Linked DNA regions of Homo sapiens: region 1 is linked to region 2. A link is an interaction called in ENCODE POLR2A ChIA-PET data of the cell type or tissue named here. Cell type or tissue: Panc1. All regions are shown on one strand. Each heading gives the region's core, and the rest is flanking DNA. Links, peaks and the distances in the headings are about the cores only. Region 1 has its middle 170 kb from the start of LINC01773. Region 2 has its middle 230 kb from the start of LINC01364.

Region 1 (9,248 bases), core at 942-8,941, 140 kb after region 2:
TGATGGTGATGATCTCTGAAATTTTCTCTGTAGTAAGGGACATCTAAGACTTAAAATATTTCTTCAGTTCAAAAAAGGTGGACATACAGGCATTTAACCATTAAACTGAATCATTACTTAATTGATAACAGAGAACCCAGTCTTGCGAATACGTGTAGTATAGTTAAGTGTTTAAGTAATGCGATCAATGAAATGTGTGTGTCTGTAATCTAATGAAGTACAGTTGCCACCATTTCTGTATTATAACAAGCAAGTATTCATGTTTGAGCACTTGCAGTTCTGATGTTGCATAGGAAAGCAAAAGTTGACATAACGTGAAAATATTCTCAAATGCTGTGAACACTTAAAATTAATCCTCACGCAAATATCCTTACCAAGCTTGGCCCCAGGATTTGTCTCTTCCAGGAAAGCCAAAGCTTCCAATGTTCAATATTTCAGTGATGGTCAAACACTGTACCACAGAATGCAAACACTATAAATACACTATGGAGTAAAACAGAAAATCTTGAAAAAACAAGGTTGACGATGATGATGTTGGTTACTTCCGAATAACCTGCAAAATCAATGACAAATGAAAATCTTGTAAACTCAAACCAGTTAACAAACAAGAGAAAATGGATAAGAAGAGTAAATTAAACTTCAGATAAGAATGATTTTAGTATTTAAGGATTAATAGAGGGCTGTAGGATTGATGAAGTGTCCTGAATCTTGCAAAAAATATTATTTTTTATGATCACATAGTAGGTAAAATTTGAAATAAAAGTTGTTCAATCAGGCCATCATATAATATGTCAGAGAAAGTAAGTTCCCAAAAGTCAATATTTGATTCATTCTTCATTTTAAGAATTAAAACTAGTTGGGAATATAATCAAAACTCTGTTGTTATAAGAAAAAATAGCACATTTATTTTCATATATTTTAGATTCATTTTTATATGAAATTATAATAGTTTTTTGTCACTATTGCCTATGAAAATTTGGTCTCCATCTTCAGTGAATTTCCTTTACATGACTTCTCCCTGTATAAATCATCTTTGGGCAGGAAGGATGTGCTATTCGTCTCATGGCACTAGGGCATCATTGTTTTTGCTCGTCTCTCACTCTAGCCATTGAGTCCCTGGAAGTAAGTAGTCATGGACAGTGATACAGGCAGTCACTTCAGTATCAGTGCAAAATAATATCTACAGCTTTTGTAGTGCACAGATTGGTGCAAAAACCAATTGCTGTAACTTTTAAAAGGCGAGAGAAATAGGAACAGATAAGAGAGGAAGCAGACTTATAAAATGTTACAGCTGAAAGGGATCTTAAACTCTTCTAGTGCCCACCCCCCTCATTTTATAGTTGAGGAAACTGAAGAGTCAAAAGGGGATAACCTGCTGTGTCATGCCACCAGCTTGTGGGAGAGTTGTTGCTTGAAACCATGATCTGGACTCCAGAACCTCCTTCTAAATGACACTTCAGCATTAAGAGCAGTTGATGAACTCTTAGCTGTAGCAGAAATTGTATACTTTAATGACCTCACAGGCACCAGCTAGCTGCTGGCTAATGAGCAGAGTCATCTGCAATTCACAGGCGTAGCATTGCATAGTGATGATGAACCTAGGCTCTGGAGCCAGACTGCATGGGTTTTAATGAGGCCCAGCCACTTCCTAGCTGAGTGACCTTGGACAAACTACCTAGCCTCTCTGTGCTTCAGTATTTTCTGAGTGACTGTTCCATGCCAGGGAGAATGAAAACCCCTACCTCAAAGGGTCTACAGTTAGCTGATATTTATGTGAACTACTTAGAATATGGACTTCCTCATAGTAACCTATCAACCATTCCAATGTGAACCATTAATGAGTTCAGGAAGTCAACAGTGGGGAATCAGAGGCTGAGCAATGAGACTGGGGCAGGGAAAACAATCTGCATCTGCACCCACTGACCACCTGACCAACTGATACTATAGGGGCTGGTTAGATAAGGTCACAAGCACCTAGGAGCTATATCCTTACTCTTCTATAGGATTTGCTCTACTTAAGTTGAAGATTCAGTAAATCTATAGTTTTTTCATGGAACTTGTCAACTCTTAACTCTTTGTTGCCGCTTTAAAGCCTTGAGTTAAAAATTAATTTAGATATTGTTAAGATGCCAAAACTGGGTGAACCCAACCACATTCACTAGTCTTGTTTTCTGATAAGAAGCAGCCTATATTTGTTACCAAACAATAGAAAGTCTTAAAGAATGAAAGGTGTGACAGGGAGCAGCCCTGCTAGGCTGACTCAGATAAGCCATCCCTTAAAATACAGTCTACATGTATAAGCGTATACACACACAAACACACACAGCAATTTGGAGCATCAAATTTCCTATTCCATGCTGTAGATTTAAGTTCATGCATGCCAGATTTCTTCACAAATTTTCTCCAAAAGGGACCAGTCACAGAAAATACATATATAAGTTCAAAGGAATTAAAACTTTCTATTTTCATGAAAACATTTATTAAATAAATCCAACCTAATTTCTTTGAAGTCCAGATGGCATGCTAATTTGCATAGTTTATCAGTTCTATTCTTCAACATTCCTGGGAAGTAGATTCTTCAACCTAGCTTCGAATTCCCCTCAAGTTTCTCACAACAAATGCTAGGCAACCATCTAAATTACAGAGCGAGAATCTGAAGGAAACAGGCAATCCTACAAATACACCTCTGTTACCTCCACCCTTGCCCATTAGATCAGCTATATTGTATTCTTCTTTAAAAAGTGCTGAGAGAATATACAAACTATTATAAAACCAGCCCTCTAGAAGTATAATGGGGACAGGGTTGGAGAAGGGGAGAAGACTCATTTCAGAAGGCTGCTTTTAGAGGATTGTTGAGGCTTGAGAAATTTCATTCTAAACGTTAGAAAAAAAGAAGAAACAAGAGATTCACATTGGGCATCCAATGCAAATGGAATTAAACTGTGAAAGCTCTGGGGAGCAAGAAGAATCTAATTATGCTTTTGTTTTTCCATAAATACATCAATTATTCTTACAATATTTATTGAAAGGCAATAAAAAGGTGGGGTTAAGGGCTTGAGCTTTGGAGTGAGATACACTTGGAGTTGAATCCCGGTTCTGCCATTTATTAACTGTGAGATCTTGGGTAAGTTGCAAGCATCTCTGAACCTCTGTTTTCCAGCTGTAAGGTGAGGATACTCTAGTACCTACCTTATAGGGTTGTGAGGACTAGTTAGATAATGCAGAGAATGGACCTAGCATTGTTTTGGCATCCTGTGAATATTAATTTGCTGCTGGTGTACTGCATGACTGCTATGTGCAGGCTAGGAATAATATCAAGTCTCCATTAGCTTGGAAGCATGTTCTAGTTGAGGGAATAGAAAATAGGCACTCCCTACACAAAAAAAGCAGCATATTTCTTGTGGTCACAAAGAAAATTAAAGCAATGTAAAGAAACAGAAAGAGATGGAGTTGGGTTGGGTGCCGTGGCTGACGTCTATAATCCCAGGACTTTGGGAGGCCTAGGCAGGTGGATCACAAGGTCAGGAGTTCAAGACCAGCCTGGCCAAGATGGTGAAACCCCGTCTCTACTAAAAATACAAAAAAAAAAAAATTAGCCAGGCGTGGTGGCACATGCCTGTAATCCCAGCTACTCAGGAGGCTGGGGCAGAGAAGTGCTTAAACCGGAAAGGTGGAGGTTGCAGTGATCCGAGATCACACCACTGCACTCCACCCTGGGCGAAAGAGTGAAACTCCATCTCAAAAAAAAAAAAAAAAGCAAAAAACAAAAAACAAAAAATCAAGAGATGGAGTTGGATAAGGTTGCTACTTTACATGCGGAGTTCGAGGAAGGCCTCTTTGGTCATTTAAGCAGTGACCTAAAGGAAGTGGAGGAGTGTTTCAGGCAGAAGGAACACCACAAAGGCCCCAAGGAGGGACCATGCAGTGGTGTTCCGGAGCAACCATGGGAGGCAAATGTGGGTGTAGTAGAAGGAGATCAGAAAGGAGCTGGGCAAAACCATAAAAGGTCATTGCAGCTGGTGAGGAGTTAGGATCTGGTACTGAGTGAGGAGGAAGTCACGGGAGGTTTGGGAATAACAAGTGATGTGAAATTTTAAGAGGATCACCTAGTCTTTGAGTTGAGAATAACCTACAGGAGGAAAGCAAGAAAGCAGGGACACCAGTTAGGAGGGTTTTGTAATAATCCAAGCAAGAGATGATGGAGGCTTGGACTAAAGGGGAAATGGAAGCAATGGTGTGAAATGCTCAGAGCCTGGATACATCCTGAAGGTAGATCTAAAAGGAGTTGCTGATGAATTTGATGTGTGGTATGAGAAAGGGAAAAGTCAATGATGATGACAAAGTTTTTATTTTGGTGGTAGTCCAAAGGCCTGGGAGCTAGAGAACCAGTGGTGCATATTCCAGTCCAAGTCTGAAGGCCTGAGAACCAGGACTATCCAACACAGAAGAGGATTGATCTCTCAGCTCAAACAATAAGGCAGAGAGCAAATACAACCTTCCCCAGCCTTTTTATTCTATTCAGGCCCTCAACAAATACCCACACATACTGGGGAGGGCAATCTGCTTTACCCAGTCCACCATTTCAAATGTTAATCTTTTCCAGAAACACCCTCAAGACACACCCAGAAATAACATATAATCAGATATCTAGGCATCCCATGATCCAATCAATGAACACCTATGATTAACCATCACATCTGTCACCTCTAACTGCAACATATTCTAAATGGGTCATTGTACCAACATGGTCTCATTTCCCTCATTCTAGAATAGAATGGATTTCTCTTTCAGGTTCCCTTCTCATCCTAAACTTCTGCATTTCCAGACAAATTAATAAATATTTTCAAATTTATAGTGCCTAAAATAGAGCCTAGCACTCAAGAAATACATGCATAATGAAAAGTGAATATACACGTTAGAAGACTTTGACATTGACACTGTCATTGTCATGACAATGCTATTGTCAATGACGTGACAGAGATATTGGCATTGACTAGTTAAGTGACATTGACATAGTAGGTGGTTGCCTAGTCCAGTCAGAGCTGCCAAGTAGTGAAGCCAATGGCTAAGTCTTCTAACTCCCAAGTCAGTGACAAATTTGGTCTGGATTTCAAGATTTAAAATATTAAACCTTTCCATCCATAAAAACAGCTACTTTTTTTTTTTTTGCACATTTACAATGATATGGATACTAGTCAACTAAAATAGCCAAGATTTCTTGACTAATTGGTCTGGGCTTCAGAGACCTTCAAGAGAAAGGATATGTACATCTCACATATATTGAGACAACTGATTTGGATACTACAGCATCATTTAAAATAGCTCAGAGTGTCTCTTTCATTAAAAGGCAAGAACAAAGTCATTCAAAAAGTAGAGGAAATTTTTTTTGGAAGGTTTATTTGTTTGATTCCTCAAAGTAAAAATGCCCCAAATTCCCATACAAGCAGAAACATAGTTAAGCTGCATGGTTCTGTCTTGAGTATGCAAATATCACAGCCCAGTCTTATGTCAGCTTGAAAAGATAATGTCATGCAGAAAATTAAGACCATCTGATGAAATCATGTTATGAAATGTGGCTTGAGAGAGCAGCTTTTTGTGTGTTATGATTTGATATATTTTCACACCAAAACTCAACTGAACAGGCAAGGAGTCTCAATTAATGCAAAATTTGAAATTTTCAGACAAATTTACAAGGTGTTTACTGAGGAGAAAAGGGAGGGGGACATCTTAAATACTGTCTCCTCATAACAGCCTTGATTTTATGTTATGTGTCTAAGAAACTGAATGCCTCAGCTTTTCATTTAGAATTTTGAATTTAATCTGATGGCAGTTTGGATATAATAATGATGCATTTATTGTTAATTTCCTTAAAGCCTTACTGTCTAACAATGTAGACCATTATCGCCCCAAATACTTTCTGTGTTTGGAAGGATTTCCATATTCCACAGTGCACAGAAGCTGACTCTGAAGCAAGGCTTAAGAGGAATATACAAGAAGCAAGAATATATTTCCTTAGTAACTAGCTGGCCTTTTTTTCCTCACTGCAGACCTGTTTTCCAGAAGATGAGAAGGAGACTTGACAGGACTTTATTGGTTCATAAATTAACTTGGTGGATTTACAATCATTTTTTGGAATGTTAGGAACTCTTTTTAGGAACTTATTTTCAAGAGAAGAAAAAAAACATATTTAACTTAGAATATGAAATTGGCACTACAATCCACCTAGAACATGGTGGGTTAGTTTGTTTTTCACCTATGGATTGATCCCATATGCTATTGACACAGTTATTTTTGGCCAAATGAAATATTTAAACGGATATTCACGATATGTTTTCTTTCCAGTGTAAGTGAATAAACAATAAACTATCATTAGCCATATGATCAGTGAGGTATAGTCAGTCATATTTGTTGGCTTCTTTAAGAGACTATAATGAAGTGGAGAAGGTCAAATGAGCACTACACAAGAGCCCCAACTATCCTTTACTTCCTGTAAACATGGAAGTGTAATCCAAAAGTCAAGAAAAGTAGATTAATATCTGGGTGACTATCTCCCTTCAACCTCTGCCCAAATATGTAAATAATCCAACTTTTGGAGATAAATGGCACGCATCCTGAGCAGATCTCTGGGCCCAGGGTTTGCTGGAGAGGTATTTTCCTAAATGCATAAGCGAAATAAATTCTATACTCACATGTGGTGGAGAGAAAAGTCTACCCATGTCTACTGAATGAAAACTTTCTGTCTGTTTATCTTAGTCATTTGTGCCCACAAGAGAGCCACACAGAGGTCTCCAGCCCTCTCAGAAGGAAGGATACAGAAAAACAAACATTTAAATTCAGAACCTTACCTTCTAGAAAAACATAGGCTACTAATGAAGAAACTGCTCATTTGTCCAAAGCAAACTTGAGCCCCACTTTCCTGTGATCCAGGCAAGCAAAGTAAAAAAAAAAAATTTTAAGTAGGATGGGGCTAATTATAGGAGGCAGAGGGTAGGTAAAATAGCTCCTTGTTCAGAAGCATCCACATATTTTCCTGAGATGAAGAGCAAATATTTTGTTTAAATAGCAAGCAATTTTCTATAAAAGTGCTACTGCTTGGAAATGCTCTTTATGATTTATTGCTGCCTTTTAACCTGAAAACATATTAATAACTGAGGAGCCCTTGTTGGTATCTTTATTATACTTAAACCCAAATTGCCATAATATTATAACTGGTGTGGCCACATTTAATATTTTTCTTCCATGAATACAGCATGGGCTTATTAACTGAGACCAGAAAATAAAAATAGAGGCGACCTTCCAAGCTCCAGCTTTACATAGAGATACCATGGCAGTAATAAGGCAGCTAACTTTCAAAAGAAGCTGGGGTAAGGCCACAGAGAGAATCTTTCCACGTTTTCTCCTTTTCTACCAGATAGAGCACTTTCTCTGCGTATGGATCCATGTCATCATTCAGCTGTTTCTTCTGGCAAAGCCAGAATCCAGAACAGAATCTCAGTGAAAAAGAAACCAATAAATTAGATCTCTTTGTGAGCAATTTGCCGTTAGTTCTATCCTCCCTGCCTATTAAGATTCTTTATTTACTTCACCAAGAGATTTCTGCTGACAAGTCCATCCATTTACCACTAGCCTAGATAAAATGATAATAAAAAAATGTCAAAAAATGTATTCATGGGACCTTCCCCATTCTCACCCCCTCCCCTTCTCCTTTTTCATCAAGCTGGTATATTAAGGAGCCATCAGAGCTAAAAAGTTTAAAACCTACAGGTTGGCGGAGGCTTTCTGTTTCTTTAATTAAATATATTTTATGACTATGTTTTTATATATTATATATTTATAATGATATATATAGAGACGCATATATATAAATATTATACCCAAATCTGGTGCGGTCAGAAAGAAGGCAAATCCCTTTCAGTTCCTGCTGCTTACGTTCCTGATCTGATCTGGCTAATAATCATGGGGAGACTGGATGAGGCATATTGGGGGAAAGGAAATTTTCCATTTTATGCTTATGGATGATTCCCAGAGGAATCTTTTGTTTCAAGTCTCTTTCGAGTCCTTTGGGTGAAAGGCAAATGCTGAGCAGTTCTATCTTGCGCATAACTCCAATGGAGACACCTATAATACAAAACAGAGATCCCCCGGGGGCACCGTTATACATTTATTATAAAGCAAAGATTAAAACAATTTTATGGAAATTAAAGATAATATGGAACATTTGTCTCTCTCTCAGTCAAAGAGTAACATGAAGCAGTTCAACAAACAGCTCCAGGCAGTTCCATGCGAGATGATCGAATGGCTGGGACTAAGGGGACAGGCAGGGCGGCTGCCGACTGCGAGGTGTGGGTTTTTTACCAGGGCATCTTGCCGGTGCTTGGCAACTGTGCTCGGGTGAAAAATGATATGCCTGCAAAATCAGAACAATGGGCAAGTCGAAGGGTACTTAGGTGGTTTGCCCTCTTGAAATCTATCTCAGCAGGACAGGATGCAAACAGCAGGGTGGGGACCAGAAGGGGTGTCCCGGATAGCTTTTTATGTTTTGTCTTTTTTTGGAGTGCGTGTATGTGTGTGTGTGTGTGTGTGTGTGTGTGTGTGTGTGTGTGTGTGTGTGGTTTTCTCTGTTTCTACTTGATTCATGTGCTCACTGGAAAAAAAAATGTACAAAAGCCCTGGAAATTTGCTAAAACTCCAAGCTGGTAGCATTTCCATTTTATATATAATAGAATCTTGTTACCAAAAAGAAGTGGTGGTCAAAGGAGAGTAAAACATATGTGTTAAACAAGAAATATACTTTACTTCATTTGCACACAAGGGTCTGATTTGACCTCTAGTGCACTGAATTTATGGTAAAAGGAGGGCTTTTAAATTGGGTTTGTTTTATTTTGATCCTCTGTCTGGATATTTCTTTCATACCTCCCAGGCAGTAGCTCTCATGGGGAAGCTTATATTTTTGTTAATAAAAAATGCAATTGGTGCTAATCTAGACTTCCATCATGATCATTCAAGCTTTCCAATGTTAATAACCACTCCCTAAGAAAGGATCATCAAAAGAGTTCAGACTACGTGGTTTTGCGGTCAAGGCAGTGAGCCATATTCAGAAATGTCTGCTTTCCATTCCCTGGCCCACTGCTGGATAACTATGTGACATTTATAAGTTAATTGTTTTCTTTCAGTCTTGATTTCTTTAGCTGTAAAAGGCTACTCTTTATTTACTTATTTAACATGGGTCGAGGGATGGCAAGGATTTA
Region 2 (9,248 bases), core at 506-8,505:
TTATTGATTTAAAAATACTGTTTAATAACAACAAATGAAACACTTAAGAGATGATTTTCGGCTGGGCGCGGTGGCTCACGCCTGTAATCCCAGCACTTTGGGAGGCCGAGGCGGGCGGATCACGAGGTCAGGAGATCGAGATCATCCTGGCTAACACAGTGAAACCCCGTCTCTACTAAAAATACAAAAAAATTAGCTGGGCGTGGTGGCAGGCACCTGTAGTCCCAGCTACTTGGGAGGTTGAGGCAGGAGAATGGCGTGAAACCGGGAGACGGAGCTTGCAGTGAGCCAAGATCGCGCCACTGCACTCCAGCCTGGGCGACAGAGAGAGACTCCATCTCAATAATAATAATAATAATAATAATAATAATAATAATAATTTGATGGGGTTGTTAGGCTAAAATAAGCCCATTTTTCAGATTAAGGAATTACGTTAAGGCTCCACTGAATGGTTAACTGATTTTCATAAAGCTTTATAGGTCTTCACTGGTAGAGCTAGGATCACAATTTCATTCTCTTGATACTTAATCCTGTTTTGAGTAAAAGGATGTCACATATCACAAAGTTTAATTAGGAAAAGGGAGGAAACCTTGGACCAAGAAATAAAGGAACTATAATGAAATGAGGCTTTTTTTTTTCCTTTTTTCATAATTCTAGGATTGGGCCAAACTAACAGTCTCTGCAAAAACTTTAAAAGATCATTTTTATAAAACTCGTTTTGCTTCAGAAGACCACTCCTATAGTCTGGCTGAATCTGTGTGATATGAGATTGTGCTATAATTGGGCTTGTTTACAACTTGATAGACCAAAGAAGTGGAAAGGGCTAGCCATGGACTGCTATTCAGTACAAAGCAAAACTTCAGGAAAGACTAGATAATAGACTTGAGGTTTGAGGCTCATATTTGCTCACTGAAATAATACTATGGGTCCTGCATTTCTCAGTGCATTCCAAGGGTTGTTAATAATGTGTTACTTTAAAAAAGAAGCAACAGCTCTTTTTGGTCAATTAAGTTTGGGGAAACAATGACTTTGATAAAGTTAAACAACTTTGGGACATCTCAAACCTTTAATCAGCTCTGTGATTTGTGATTCCCCAAAGGGGTGTATAGCTTTCTAAACTTACTTGACCACAGAACCATCTAACCTTTTTTTTTCCTCTGAAGAATCTCAAGGGGCTAGTGCTCCACGGAACATGCTTTGAAAAATGATGCCTTGGATTGAAGAACCAACATCATTGATTACAGTCCTGTAGTGAGTTGAATTGTGACCCTCAAAAGATATGTCTTCAGAACCTCAGAACGTGATTGTATTTGGAATAAGGATCCAAATGTAGATGTCATTTATGTAAGGAGCTCAAGACGAGACTATCCTGGATTTAAAAACTTTAGAGTGAGCCTTAAATTCATTGGCCAATGCCCTTATAAGAGAAAGGAGGGAGAGATTTGAGACACAGAGACACATAGATAAGAAGGCCATGTAATGATAGAAGCAGAGATTGGAGACATGTTGCCACAAGCCAAGGAAGGCCAGGAGCCAACAGAAGCTGGGAGAGGCAAGAAAACATCCGCCACTAGCACCTCTGGACTTCGGCCCCCAGAAGTGGTTCTTTAATCTGAGGCATCTTTTTGGACTTCTAGGTTCCAGAGGCGTGAGAATAAATTTTTGTTCTTTGAAGGCAGCAAGGTTGTGGTAACTTGTTACCACAGTCCTAGGAAACGAATGCAAGTCCAATCAGTAAACCAGAACCAAGACTCCAAGAACCAAGTGCCTCCATCTGGGGCCCATGGAAATGTGGCCATCCTTGTTGGGACTGCTCTTGGGAAATGGGAGGTGGTTCACAAGAGGTTTAAGGCCTAGATAAACTACAGTGAATGAACCCCATAGAAAGGGCCAGGACCATCAGCAGTACAAAGGCTATATAAAGGGAAAAGACATGATGGGGCAGAGATATTGGCGGGGCCCCTCTCAATGCTACTCCTGTCCTGTGGGGATTCTCCCATGGGTCGCCAAGTGGCCTGTGGGCGATAACCCTGAATGTTCTTGATTGTCTCACCCCTGCTGCCTGGCTCTCAAATAAGACTGAGAACATTTCCATGCTTGTTTTGTATTCTGGCCCCTCTAAGCATGTTCATGATTTGTCCTCTTTGCTCTTAGTTCAAGAGGGCATTTCCTTTGTTTGTTTCTCCATAGCCTTTCCCCTATATTGTTGCCTTAGTCTTTTATTTCCGACCTATTGGGCAGCATCATAAGGGCTTTCTTTGGCTCAGAGCAAGGAGAAGTTGTGTTGACTAAAGTAAACTAGTTCTCTAATTACTTGCATGCTTACTGTGTATTAGCAGAAGTGGCTACAATTTCAAAAATGCTTTCCCTCCATGGCTTTCACTTTGGGGGTTAGAGGTATGGCAGCCTGGGAGGGCACTTGAGTTAGACTGGATTTTGTAACTGCTTTTAGCACAATATCATGTGAGCGGAAGGCTACAGCTTATGCACTCATCACCCTCCCCTTCTGGAGACTCAAAACTAGTGGATTCAACTGGTCCTACCCTTCTCAGAAGGTGATTAGAAGCTATGCCAGGAAACCATAGCTCAGAAACCCACTCATTCAATTGCTTTTAGCAGTTGCTGAACACTTGCCTCGTAAGAGCCTAGAGGCCCCTTCCTTCTCTCACACCAGTAGGAGGCGTCCTGGTGGGAACAAAAGTGGTGAAGGAAGCAGCGTTGAGGATCAGTGCTGGACTCCTGCTTGTCTGGTCTGTCCTCTGCCCCTACTGACAAGAAAGAAAATGGAAAGGAAGGCTGGTGCCAAAACAACTTCTTGGTGCCACTGCAAAGAGCAGTCTGACTGGTAGTGGGGAAGTGATTAAGAGGTGGTGAAAGGGGGACTAGTAGAAATTTTCCTCCTGTGACTGACCCATAAATTTTGGAAACACTGGTGATCACCCCTATTAAAAAGGCAAAAATATGGGCCACAGAGAGGTTATTCCAAGTTCATTCTGAGACACCAGGGCAGTGCTGGAAAATAAACTTCTGACTCCTGATTCCTGCTTGACGATACCACTCTGGGAGAACCACGTTACCCCTTGCCTGTCATTCCATTCATAAATATAAGCAGAAAAATCCACCTCCAGGACTCCTTTGCCTGCTCCTCCCCCTTTAATGAAACCGTCCATCCCAAACTAGACAGCAGGAGCAAATATGTTACACAGTGAGAGCTTTCAGAGACTCTGTGCAAGAAGGCAAAGAAGACAAAACGTAATAGGTAGAAAAAAAACAGAGAAACATCTGGAAAAAAAATACCAGAGCGCATTATTATGATAACAGCTCCCAGAAAGTTCCCAGTTTAAGATTTCTAGGGATTCTCTTTTCCTTATCTATTGTGCACATGCCCTCAAAAGCAAAGCAGACCTCCTTGCCCTGGCACCTCCCCACAACCATGCATCACTCCCAGCTGCTTTATAATCTTCCTAAAACTACCTTTCTATTTTTAATACTTATTTACCTCTAAAATGCAGACATCCTAGACTGTCTTCTAATGATTTAAGATTGAATAATTAGGTAATACACATATCTGAAAACAGATAAGATGCAGTTTCTTTCTTTGAGGAAATGGTCAGGGGAAACTGCTCTGGGCTGTTTTTAAACGAGACAACCCCTCTCTAGGGGGTTTTAAACACATCCTTTGCCCTCTTCAGCCAGTGCTTGTTAACATCCTGCAGCATTGAAACTGCCCATATTTAGATCAAACATCCAAGTAAAAATTTGAAGGAATGGAGGCTAATTCAAGAATGTAAGATCCATTAAACTATGCAAGTATGCATGAACTGGAAAAAGTGGATCCCATACATAGTGCTATAGCCCTTAGCTGTTAGCAGGTGTGAGTCAGTCAGTTGTACAATTCATTTGTCTACCTAATTGCACTGAAGATAGGCTTTTACTTTGCCTATAACATCTCTAATGAGTAGGTTTTCAGTTCGATCTAACTAATTAATTCTTGTTAACTTCCTTTGCATTGCTGTTCTTTTAATTTAACCAGAGACGGCCCAGAGTTGCTACTAGTGTTTAGTCTCAACTAGATTACCCCAATTCATTAAGGGCTGTAATTGTTGGTCATACCCTTCCAAGCGGTCATTACAACCTCTGGCTTGCATATTGAATAACAGCAATTTCCTGACTCCAACAGACTCTATGTGAGGAAGGAAAAAATGCTAATAAAGAAAGAATAAATGATTCTCGACTCCATTCAGGGCTGTGTAGATTTCTTTTGCAGCAGAAATTGTACCGAGGTGGCAAAACGGGCTTCTTGCAGGCCCCCTACCTCCACCCTGAGCGAAAACAATAAGAACCAAGTGAAGCATTCCCTGCTACTGTGATTACAGCATCCGTAAAAGTGATTATATGGCTGCTGTAATCAACTTCAATGAAAGCTGCCTGTTAGAGCTTCAATAATTACTCATTTCTGTTAACAGCTTGCTTTCATTTAGCACTTTGAGGCCAAGGGGAAAAAAACAACAAAAAAAACTTGGGGCATTTTAATAAAGGATCCCACTCACATGGTATTTTTTGGGGGTAAACCCTTGTGTGTGGGCAAAAAAAAAAAAAAAATGCACATGTAAGTTTTTTGTCCCCTTCTCAATAGCAGGGCCCCTTTCATTTTAAGCTTAGATTCTATTTAACCAGCAAAAGCACAAGTTCATACAGGGTTCAATCATGTGCTGAATGTTTACTGAAGGAGGCACAATAGTTTAAATAAAGTGGTGGTTTTAAATATTTTACCCATTTCTTTAAACAAATTGCCAATCCTTAAAGTCTGTGCTGAACACATTTCAAAAGCAAAATACCACAAAGATCTTTCAATAAAACCCCTGCATGGAGTGTTTCGTTTGCTCTCCTACACTTTCCCCTTCCCTCTTGCTTTGGATGCATTTGATTATTTATTTTTTTAAGAGAGGGCAAGTTTGGGAGAATAAAATTTGTTTTAAGTCCTTAAAATATTTGCTCTAAATGGCTTCTTTGGAGGAGATGAAGCAAAATAAGAGATTATCATAAGCCCAGCAACATCAGTCATTCAGGTAGTCAAGTTTTGGGGGCTCTGAGCAAAGTGTGATTAGGTAGGTAGAGAAATGGTTAAGACCCACTAGAACATGAGTCATACATGACTCACCACTCTCACTTTCAGCATTTCTGAGACACAAACAAGATGCATAAACATAATATTAAACAAACAACGGTAGAGACCTTGTTTTCATCAAAGACAGACAGCAAGACTACTAATGTACAAAAATTCTTTGAGCTCAGTTACCATCCAATAAACCTAATCTCCCTTCCTTCTTCCCAAAACCAACACCCCAGAAAGAAAATACCAAAAATCGTACAAGAAAGTTGGATCCTATTATATTTCCTTGCCTTCAAAGTTCAGATAAGTTGGAAAATCTTCAAAATTTGCTTGCAGTTTCATACTAAATCAAAACTTTTTTTTTCTCCACAACACATAACATTCAAAACATATCAAATTTAAATTCTGGTGCCTTTAAAGTTTGCTTAGAGAAAATGAAAATACTACATGTTATTGTGTTTTATTTTTCTCAAATGGCTAAATGATTAGTGAGAAAAGTCCACTAACACTTTGAACACTGTGACATGAAAATACAGTTATGTGTTGCAGAATGAGGTTTTGGCCAACAACAGAGCATATTTATGATGGTGGTCTCATAAAGTTATAATATTGTATTTTTATTATACTTTTTCTCTGTTTAGATACATAAATACTTACCATTGTGTTACTATAACAATATACATACCCATGCGTTACCATTGTGTGCCTACTATATTCAGCACAGTAACATACTGTACAGGTTTGTAAGCTAGGAACAATAGGATAAACATAGGCTAGGTCTGTACTAGGCTATACCATCTAGGTTTGTGTAAGTACATTCTATGATGTTTGAACAATGACAGAATCATCTAAGGATGAATTTCTCAGAATCTATCACCATCTTTAAAAGACGCATGGCTGTATAATTAAACTTCCTTAATAAAATAAATGTGTTTTATTAATAGTAATAATACTATCAATTTTGATTTTACTTAACATTTTCTTTAAAGGGTCAAATTTCACCTGTATTAAAATTTCACTGCATTGTGATATACAGCACATAGCAAGAGGATAGCTTGTCTAGGAAATAAACATTCCTCAGTAGTACGTATCCATATCTGATACATGAAAAAGATTCCATATTTCTGGGATTTACTGATTTAATAGAGCAAGGAAACATGTTTTCATTAATTTTCCTCCATAGTTGTTCTACTGGGACATTTGAAATGGGTTTTCATCTAAACTGTGTCTTTCTGAATGGCACACCTCCCTTTATTTTCACATTGCACCCACTTCTGGTTTTGATTCAGGGTGTAGTGTCCTCCATAGGACCAGGTATCATTATCAGTGCTCATGGTTCTGTTGCTGTTGCCCTCCTCACTGATGTCTGGCTATACGTAGATGCTAGGGATGGGATGAGGTGGTAACTGTGAACAAGCTGGGGCCTGGCACCCAGGGTGAGGGGAGTGGAGTAGCCAGAGAGATTTTTTTCCCATTGGTAGTTTAAGGAAATTGTTTCAATAGGACTCTTGGGTCTCTGCCATTAGAAAGGATATGAGACTCCAAACCCAAGTTTGTCATGCTAATCCTTTCTTTATTTCCTTCCATATTGCCAGCCCATGATTGTCTCATTCTAATTTGGATGGTTCTATTGCAGTAGATATTTTTCTATTCATCTATGAAAAGAAAAAGACAAAGCTACATATTTGGGATTCAAATCAAAATGGGACAGTCCTTTTTCAGATACTTAAAATTTTTGAGAAACAAGAATCTAACTAGTATTACTAGAGCTTTATGACTATTTTTATTTGCACTTATCTATGTAAAGTTACAATTTAAACATAAAGAACTTAGATTTTTGATTAGCCCCTCTGTAAAATGTACAACATGTGAAATATAAGATAATTGGCCAGGTGCGGTGGCTCACGCCTGTAATCCCAGCACTTTGGGAGGCCAAGGTGGGTGGATCACGAGGTCAGGAGTTCGAGACCAACCTGGCCAACATGGTGTGGAACCCCGTCTCTACTAAAAATACAAAAATTAGCCGAGCATGGTGGCACGCGCCTATAATCCCAGCTACTCTGGAGGCTAAGGCAGGAGAATTGCTTGAACCCAGGAGGCAGAGGTTGCAGTGAGCCAAGATCGCGCCACTGCACTCCAGCCTGGGTGACAGAGCAAGACTCTGTCTCAAAAAAAAAAAAAAGAAAAGAAAAGAAATATACGATATCAGGGTCATTGAGGAAGATTTGAGTGGTTTTATCTTCTCTAGCTTTCCATTTAAAACAGCAAGTTTCCACTGAAAAATTGCAAGGGTTGCCACTAGGTTTCTACCTTGGAGGTTAAGGTTAGCATGTTGTATTCTGCAGATTTTTATATTCTCTGAGTGAGAGAAAAAAAGATGAGCCCTTGAAGCCAAAAGTAAGCAGAGATTTGCCAGAGTGGTTCTTCCACTAAGATTTTTATACCATGGGTTGGATCCTGTGGTTTCTAGTTTGTTTCTCCTGGTTTCTAAACTCCAGTGCCTCTGGCCTCCTTTATTTAAGTGAAATAGTACCACTCAGGTATGTATAATAAATGACCAACATTGATGAGATTCAGGTCTTTTAAGCCAAGGTATCAAAGAAGACAAGTAAATTGGTAATGTTCTGACATTTTTATTCTTAAGACATGAAGATTGGCTTTAAACCTTTTAGCAGGAAGAAATGATTAAGAAAGACAGGCTCTGCAGGTACTAAGAGAAAGTGGTATATTAGTGCTGTAGCTTCTGGCTACCTTATCAAATTACAGCATTAGATAAGCTTCTGCCTCCCAGTTGCCCACTCCCCCACATTACCAGGATTCCACAGTTGTTGGAAGCCAGGAGTGGGGAAGAAACTCTTCAAAGATTTCAAGAGGGAATCTATTCACGATTAGTCATTTTATTTGCAAACTGAAGGCACCAGAGTAAATAGCATAATCCTTGCTTAGAGGTAAAATAATATCTTTTTGATATCTCTCTGATCCTTATTACTGCCTTGAGAATTGGTGACTTACAGATGCTCCCAGTTTGGAGCTCCTATCGCAGTGCTTTGTGCTTCTAAAATGCTTCTGATAAATATTTGCTGCATTTGGGTACAATATGGTGTCTTGAATATGTATACATTGTGGAATGGCTAAATCGAGCTAATCAACATATCCATTACCTCACATACTTACCATTTTGTGTGCGTATGTGGTGAGAACACTTAAAATCTACTCTCTTAGCAATGTTCAACTATACAATACAGTGTTATTAACTAGAGTCACCTTCTTGTACAACAGATCCCTTAAACTGATTTTTCCTGTCTTACAGAAACTTTGTATCCTCTGACGAGTATCTCTCTAATCTGCTCCACCCCTTCCTGCCCCACCACCACTACTCATCTGGTAACCACCCTTCTACTCTCTGCTTCTATGAATTCACCTTTAGATTCCACATACAAGTGAGATCATGTGATATTTGTCTTTTTGTGCCTAGCTTATTTCACTTAATGTAACGTCCTCCACATGCATCTATGTTGTCACAAATGACAGGGTTTCTTTCCTTTTTTAAGGCTGAAGAGTATTCCACTGTGTATATTTACCACATTTTCTTTATCTTTTCATCCATTGATTTTGTAGCTAGGCTATTGTGAATAACGCTTCAATGAACATGGGAGTGCAGATTATCTCTCCAACATACTGATTTTATTTCCTTTTTGTATAGATCCAGTAAGTGGGATTGCTGGATTGTATGGTAGTTCTATTTTTAAAAATGTTTTAAATTGTAAATTGGCAATTTAAAATTGTGTATATTTATGGTGTACAAAGTGATGTTATGTTTTATTAATGCAATGTGGAATAATTAAATCAAGCTGGTTAACGTATCCATCATCTCAAATAATTAACTTTTTTTAGTGAGAACATTTGAAATTACTCTTAACAATTTTGAAATGTACAATACTCTATTATTAACTATATTCATCATGCTGTGCAATAGATCTCAAAAAATTCCTTTTAATTTTTTGAGAAACCTCCATACTGTTTTTCATAATGGCTATACTAATTTACATTCCCACCAACAGCATGCAAGGGTTCTCTTTTCTCCACATCCTTGCCAACACTTATCATTTGTCTTTTTATTAATAGCCATTCTAAC

Evidence for each region. Peaks named below come from ENCODE experiments on the same cell type or tissue, not always from the same donor. Only the 100,000 strongest peaks of a DNase experiment are listed, where the experiment ranks them.
Region 1: POLR2A ChIA-PET joins it to region 2 with 11 read pairs; 2 of 35 experiments call an interaction of 5 or more read pairs at or near these places.

Annotation. Positions count from the first base shown.
Region 1 is chr1:87,734,381-87,743,628 of GRCh38, forward strand. No RefSeq gene overlaps it. Among named protein-coding and RNA genes, the nearest start is that of LINC01773, 170 kb to the right of the region's middle. RefSeq lists a silencer at 8,186-8,480. In Panc1, for the core only: no CTCF peak of the experiment used is centred there; no DNase peak of the experiment used is centred there.
Region 2 is chr1:87,595,922-87,605,169 of GRCh38, forward strand. No RefSeq gene overlaps it. Among named protein-coding and RNA genes, the nearest start is that of LINC01364, 230 kb to the left of the region's middle. RefSeq lists an enhancer at 3,437-4,926. In Panc1, for the core only: CTCF peaks have their summits at 2,699 and 2,909; a DNase peak (open chromatin) is centred at 5,146.